2 separate regions of the Homo sapiens genome follow, and region 1 is linked to region 2. A link is a contact called in ENCODE Hi-C or POLR2A ChIA-PET data. All regions are on one chromosome and are shown on one strand. The core of a region is the stretch at or near the end of the contact, and the rest is flanking DNA. Distances in the headings are between cores, read along the strand shown.

Region 1 (3,634 bases), core at 878-3,377, 470 kb after region 2:
CCAGGAACAGCATGGGCAAAGGCAGATTGGGTGCACCTCAGTGATGCTGAGAAAGGAGAAGAAAGGGACAAAACGGAGGGAGCAAGGAGGAATGTGATAGATTCAGATCTCTCCACTCGTGAGCTCCATAATATTGGGCAAATGATTTTCAAGTCCTGGAGCCTCAGATTTCTCCACTCCCAAAGACTTCCCACAAAGGGTTTTCATGAGTGATCGCCTGTAACATCTGAACCATAAATAAATGAATTTGTGTTAGACTCATCTAACTTAAGTCAAAATGGCACACTGGGATGAAAAGGGTAAGACCATGAGACAGTAATGATCTTCATCACGTTTGGCCCAAAAGGGTGCATCTTAATAGCAAGATTTAATGAGTCCTTACTATGTGCTAGGCACAGTCCAAAGACGTGCTAATCCAATTACTCCTCACAACCATCCTATGAGGTTGGTAGCACTATTATCCTCATTAGTTGGGGAAGCCAGCATTCCAGCCAGTCTAACTTCAGAGCCACTAGGCTTAACCAGTACAGAATACAACACTGCTCCATCCCTCGCCCTTTGAAAGGAATCCTATGACTTGCCTTTGCATTTGCAAGTGATTTTTATTTTATTTTATTGAATAGATGATGTAGCAATGTTAAACCCAATTTTTTAAAAACAGTTTATGTATCTTTACTGTTAGTTTCTGGTCCTTACTCATTTTTGCACGTCATTTCAAAAAGGACCCTGGTTTGCCTCAACTGTATACGCAAACTTAGAAGTGACGATGGCATGAAGAGCATTACCTTAATCTGGCCCTGGCTCACCACTCAGTAATAATGACATGTAGTCATAAATTAATTTTATTAAATTATAATTATTTCTGTGAATTTTTTATGTATCCCAGTTCTGGTTTGTGATTTACTTTCCTAACATGAGAGGAAAAAAGTACATTTACTACTTATGAAGGAAAACATTTACATCAAATTATCTTTGTATCCAGGAAATACAAGGTGTCAAATGTTGGATCTGAATGATAAGAATATAGGTAATTTTCTTTTGATTACTTTTTGCTGCCCTTTTTAACATATCACAGTGGAAAGTATATAATTCACTATATGTTTTTAAAATCCCATAAAATTACAGCATTAATTAAAATAAGACCAAACTGCACCAAACTGCCCCTGAGAAGCACTTTCTGTGGCTACAGGATCACCAGGGCTTGTCCGTATACCACCCCAACTTGCAAAGACCCTTCAGTGCCTTCCTTACCATGCCTCAGGCCATAACAGAGCCAGAATGTAGGGATGCCAACATGTTGTTGGTTTGTCCAAGATTATTATCCAATGATGGTCCAAAGAACAGAATTCAGGCATCCCGATTTGCTGCTGTCTTACTTGTTAATTATATCCTAAATAAGCCTGCTTCCTGAAATTTTCTTTATAGAGATTTCATCACATGCAGTTTCCTACTTTGCATTAGATTCATGGGTTCATGGCTATAGGAACCTAAATGTGGTAACTGGGTGCAGGAGTAGCAAAAATCTGGTGTACCCTTACCTTGTTCTAGCTCCCTTACCTGTAGCAGACATTATTAGTGGATCACAGAACTCCTTTGAGCTTAGGTTTAGCTCAAATCCTTTCCAACACAGTACTCCAGGCAGCCACCACAATAGTTGGCTTCAAGGATGAATCTATTTGTTCTCCCTGGAGATGGCATGTCAGTGTCGACTTTTTTCTTTGTTAGTATCTGGCCTCAGTTCTATGCCAATCATAGCTATGACCTTGCACTTCTTTCTCACTCTGCTTCAGAGAATATATTCTGAAAATGGGTACTCAGGCCAAAAGCTACTTTCATTCCAAAACAATTTCCCTAGACACAAGGGCTGAGGGAATCACAGCTAGCCCATTTACTTTGCATGTTCAGAAAACCTCAAATGACTGGCTCAAGCTCACACAGCTGGGTTCGTGATGGAACCAAGACCAAACCCCAGGCTGGCTGACTGCTTGCCCAGAGCTCTTTTCACCACTCTGCCTATCTGACTCTGGGCTTTGTCAGACGGAACAAAGAAAATGTTCCTGGGATCTGACACTTGTAAACACTTCTCCATCATCCTTGCCACGGCAGCCTGCCAAGACAGGAATCAGGCCAAATTTAGTGGGTCCTTCAGCCCAGTGACTGCAGTTGAAACAATCCCCTGATATAGAAGAGGGGAGGCCAGAGGAAAATGCACTGTTCTACAAAGAACAAAGCTTGGGATGATTCATTTTCCTGATTCCGGTGGTGGATGATTGCTGATGCCTGTCACTCATACATGACTGTCAGCAACTTTGCAGGAATTCTCATGTAGATGCTTGTCTTGAACACATAAATCCCTAGTTACTTCTTCATAGTTCTCAGACTTTCAGAGGTCCCCGGACATACTCTTCTGGCTGTCCCTTTTGGTATTTAGCAAGATACCTTTTATATTTTTTATTTTTTGTTATTTTTTTTTTTTTGAGACGGAGTCTCGCTCTGTTGCCCAGGCTGGAGTGCAGTGGCACGATCTTGGCTCACTGCAAGCTCCACCTCCCGGGTCCATGCCATTCTCCTGCCTCAGCCTCCCGAGTAGCTGGGACTACAGGCGCCCACCACCATGCCCAGCTAATTTTTTTTTTTTTTTTTTGTATTTTTAGTAGAGACAGGGTTTTACCGTGTTGGCCAGGATGGTCTCAATCTCCTGACCTCATGATCCACCCACCTCGGCTTCCCAAAGTGCTGGGATTACAGGTGTGAGCCACTATGCCTGGCCAAGAGACCTTTAAAAAAAATGCCAAATAGTCTGGGGGACTTAGAAAACTAGCTTCTCTGGACCTCAACTTTAGCTTCCTTAAAAGTCAGCAATTGGACCAATTGGCCTCTAAAATCCTTCTGGCCCTACAATCTGATGGCAAGAAGCATTTGAGGAAACCCTCCTTTTTCTGAGAAAATCCTTTTAAATATTTGAGGCTTTTATATCTTAAATCTTGTCTGGTTACCAGTATACTAACAAGGCCAGGCTGGTCAGGTCAGGTAGGGACCTCAGTTCATCACAGCTGGCCTTCTGCCATGCTTTGGAAACTGTTCTTGGACAAATTACTAATGATTTATTTGTTACAAAATTCAGTAAACACAAAGTAAAAGAAAATTATACAAGCAGTATGAATATATTCTTATGAAAAATAAAGCAGAATTACATAGTGTATGGTATATGTATAGCCACACAAAATTATGTATACATATTACAAATATCTCATTTTTAGAGGGGTTTATTCTACATGTTTTAGTTTTATTTTTACAGAAAAGGGATCAAACAGAACATATTACTCTGCAACATGCTTTTTCCACCGAACAATATCTTGGATTCTTTACCACGTTGGCCCGCATACAGTTTCTTTTTAACTGCTGCAAAAGATCCATTGTGTGAATACACCATGTTTTGTTTACTTCTTTTTGTGAACCACTCCTCCATTGATGGATATTTAGTTTGCCTGTAAAGTTTCACTACTCTAAAAAATGCTGCAATAAGCTCATATTTTTGTCTACATATTTGACAGTTTCTCTAATATAGGTATCTAGAAGCTAAACTGTTGGGTTTAGGAAAATGCAAATTTTACCTTTTGAAAAATTTTTGTCA
Region 2 (3,789 bases), core at 486-2,985:
TTTCTCTTTTTAAATTACACTTACCTTATTTGTACCTCAATATCTGTACACATAGTTCCCTGTCCTGACCCTCCTTTCCTGCCGTGAGCCTGCTGGAAAGCTTTTCACTTTCCTCTCTGGTCACCACATTTTGCCCTTCCTTTTAAAGCAACTCAGATGTCTCCTCTCATCTGTGCTGCCTGCTCCTTTAGCCTGCAAGAACTCTACTTTCAAAAATATTCCCTAGCCAGGCACAGTAGCTCACGTCTGTAATCCTAAGAACTTTGGGAGGCCCAGATGGGAGGATCTCTTGAGCCCAGGAGCTTGAGACCGAGAGTTTGAGACCAGCCTGGGCAACATAGCAAGACGCCATCTCTACAAAAAGTAGTCCCAGATACTCGGGAGGCTGAGGCGGGAGGATCAGCTTGAGCCGGGAGGAGGAGGTTGCGGTGAGCTGAGATAGCACCACTGCACTCCAGCCTGAGCGACAGGGTAAGACCCTGTCTCAAAATAAATATAATACAGGCCAGGCACTGTGGCTCACGCCTGTAATCCCAGCACTTTGGGAGGCTGAGGCAGGCAGATCACGAGGTCAGGAGATCGAGACCATCCTGGCTAACACGGTGAAACCCCATCTCTACTGAAAATGCAAAAAATTAGCCAGGCGTGGTGGCACGTGCCTGTAGTCCCAGCTACTCGGGAGGCTGAGGCAGGAGAATTGCTTGAACCCAGGAGGCTGAGGTTGCAGGGAGCCGATATGGTGCCACTGCACTCCAGCCTGGGTGACAGAGCGAGACTCCGTCTCAAAATAAATATAATATAATATAATATAATATAATATAATATAATATAATATAATATAATATATAAAATTGGCCAGGCGTGGTGACACACATTTGTTGTCCTTGCCACTTGGGAGACCGAGGTGGGAGGATCACTGGAGCCCAAGAGTTCAGGGCTGAAGTGAACCATGATGCCGCCACTGCACTCCAGCCTGGGTGACAGAGTGACATCCTGTCTCTCAAAAATAAAAAATGTATATATTTTACAAAAATGTAAGTAAATACAAAGTCCCAGAAGGACGCAGGTGGTACCTAGGTGGCCAGATGCTTCAGGACTTTTCTACTCCAGGATGGATAGATGGGCCAAGTAAGAAGCAGGACCCAGATCACAGCAAGGAGCAAAATTTATGGGACGCTAAAAATGTCGCCAATCAAGATTAATTAATATTAATCTAACAATATTTAAGATAACTAACATTTAAGGCAATTTTAATACGCTTATTAATATTTAAAGCTATTTTAAAAATATCCGCAAACGAGGGCCCAAGGGCTGGCGCCTGATTTTGTAAATAAAGTTTCACTGGACGTTCCAGCAAGCATCTGTCTACTCAATAACCAGACTCCAGCATCCGCAATACCAAATGGCACCGTGTGTGTCCGTCGCTAGAAGCCACTTCCTCCACCCAAGTTAAAAAAAAAAAAAAAGGCCCCAAATAAGCTGAGAGACGAAGAAAAGATCGTTTCTCCGCAGGCTGCCAGGGGTTTCAGAGACGCTGAAGAGCAGGGACAGAAAGAAGTCTGCGGTGGCCCCCACCGGCCCTCGGCACCCACATTCTATCCGGCTAACCAGCTCCTGCCGCTTTAAATCCGGGAGGCTCGGTGGCGCAGGGCAAGCAGTTGCCCGGGGAGACCAACGCACAACAGAGGCTCGCGCTCGCGAGAGCCGACCGGGGCCGCGGCCAAAGAGCTGGCTGTAATCCCGCCTCCCGCCAGCCATGGCCCACTTGCGCTCGCCTAGCGGCTTCGGAGACCCGGGGAAGAAGGACCAGAAGGAGTCAGAGGAGGAGTTAGAGGAGGAGGAGGAGGAGGAAGAGGTGGAGGAGGAGGAGGAAGAGGTGGAGGAGGAGGAGGAAGAGGTGGAGGAGGAGGAGGAGGAGGTGGTGGAGGAGGAGTTGGTGGGGGAAGAGCAGGAGTTGGAGGCCCCTGAGACGTTCAGCGAAGAGTACCTCTGGAAGGTCACGGACATCGGTGACTACGACGACGACTTCCCAGACGTGCGCCCCCGCTTAGCCAGCATCGTCAGCCCTAGCCTGACCTCTACGTTCGTGCCCAGCCAGAGCGCGACCAGCACTGAAACGCCGAGCGCAAGCCCACCCTCCAGCACCTCCTCGCATAAAAGTACCGCCCCCGACCCACCCCTTCCTCGAGGGTTTCTCGTCTCCAGGGGGCACCTGGTCCACCCACTCCTGGGTGGTGCCTTCGTCGACCTGCGCGTCGTGCCTGATTTCTAAATGCATGCACCATTCCACACACCTAATCTCTCTCACGCCCTTGTCAGAGACACTGAACCCTTGGCTGAGCTGTTGTGATGAGGCACGATTTAGGATATAGGCGAAACACCATAAAAGTTGAACTTGGGCATGGCTGTATGAAGTGCTTTTTTTTTTTTAGACAAGAGTCTCGCTCTGTCGCCCAGGCTGGAGTGCAGTGGCTGCAGCCTCGACCTCCTGGGCTCAAGCCTCCCACCGCAGCCTCTCGAGTAACTGGAACTACAGGCACACGCCACCACACCCAGCTAATCTGGCGTCTCACTATGTTGCCCAGGCTGCTGGGAGTGCTCATTTTTATAACATTTTTGCGTGCATTCACACCGTGACATCTCTCTCTCTCTCTCTCTCTGTTCCCCCTCCCCTCCCTCTTCCTCCCCTCCCTCTCCCCTCCCCCTCTCTTTCTCTCTCCCTCTCTCTCTCTCTCACAGACACACACACACACACACACACACACTCATATTATTTCCAGAGAAGTGCCTTAAGGGTGCTGTACTACTGAAACAGTCCTGCAAAAAAAAAAAACAACTCTCTTTTGTGTTTAACATCCTGTGCTGAAGCCACTCCAGTCACTTCCTTGAAAAAAGAAGCAGAGAAGTCTTCTAGAGTAGGCTTCTCAAGCTCTAGTGTTGACATTTTGGTCTGGATAATTCTTTGTTGGGGAGGATTGGGGACTGTCCTGTGAATTACAGGATATTTGGCAGCATCCCTGTCCTCTACCCGTGGCTGTGCTAGAAGCACACATCCTTGCGATGATCAAAAATGTCTCCAGGCCGGGCGCGGTGGCTCACGCCTGTGATCCCAGCACTTTGGGAGGCCTAGGCGGGCAGATCACGAGGTCGGGAGATCGAGACCATTCTGGCTAACATGGTGAAACCCCGTCTCTACTAAAAATACAAAAAATTAGCCGGGCGTGGCGGCGTGCGCCTGTAGTCCCAGCTACTTGGGAGGCTGAGGCAGGAGAATAGCGTGAACCCGGGAGGTGGAGCTTGCAGTGAGCCAAGATCGCGCCATTGCACTCCAGCCTAGGCGACAGAGCGAGACTCCGTCTCAAAAAAAAAAAAAAAAAAAAAAAAGTCTCCAGACATTGCCATGTGTTCCTGGGGGGGGTAGAATTGACCTTTTGATTTAGAGGGAATAGCTGATTTTTAAATGTTTCATTCAACAGGTTTCCCTAAAATATTTCAGACATTTAGGAAAGACATGTCTGAAATGAGTATAGATAGGTAAGAAAATGTTTTCAAATTTCACATTTTTTGAACCCAATAATGTTTACCTTTTGGATAAACATGTTAGGAAGTAGAGTAAAATAATCCAGGGCATTTGTGACTTACTTATTTTAAAAAGTTTTTTTTAAATATACACTGGTAGACACTTTGAAAGAGATAAAGGTTCCCACTTATCCCCAGCTTATTACCTAGCTCTAGAGATTACATGTCCACTTATCAATGTAACATGAAAGAATAACTATATATGCCATG

The links. A loop is a pair of places that touch in the nucleus more often than their neighbours do. ChIA-PET counts read pairs that join two places held with the same protein, here RNA polymerase II (POLR2A). Pooled maps may share reads with other maps.
Region 1: a pooled map shows a loop between it and region 2 (3-fold over the local background). The contact joins the enhancer-like site here to the promoter of ERICH6 in region 2. A Hi-C loop is called at or near these places in 1 of 50 pooled maps. POLR2A ChIA-PET finds 5 or more read pairs at or near these places in 2 of 52 experiments (K562 and endothelial cell of umbilical vein).

Annotation. Positions count from the first base shown.
Region 1 is chr3:150,231,689-150,235,322 of GRCh38, reverse strand. No RefSeq gene overlaps it. Among named protein-coding and RNA genes, the nearest start is that of LINC01213, 5.0 kb to the left of the region's middle. Within about 2 kb of position 2,127, at least 6 of the 41 ENCODE cell types and tissues checked have a DNase peak (open chromatin) inside an H3K27ac peak, as active enhancers do; they include endothelial cell of umbilical vein, where a contact is called at or near this core.
Region 2 is chr3:150,701,866-150,705,654 of GRCh38, reverse strand. ERICH6 (glutamate rich 6) reads left to right here and starts at 1,735. Exons shown (of 14, transcript NM_152394.5): 1 at 1,735-2,159; 2 at 3,477-3,534. The coding sequence starts at 1,757. It overlaps ERICH6-AS1 (ERICH6 antisense RNA 1), which reads right to left and starts at 2,091. Exons shown (of 3, transcript NR_121675.1): 1 at 1,988-2,091. RefSeq lists enhancers at 1,540-1,629, 1,780-1,859.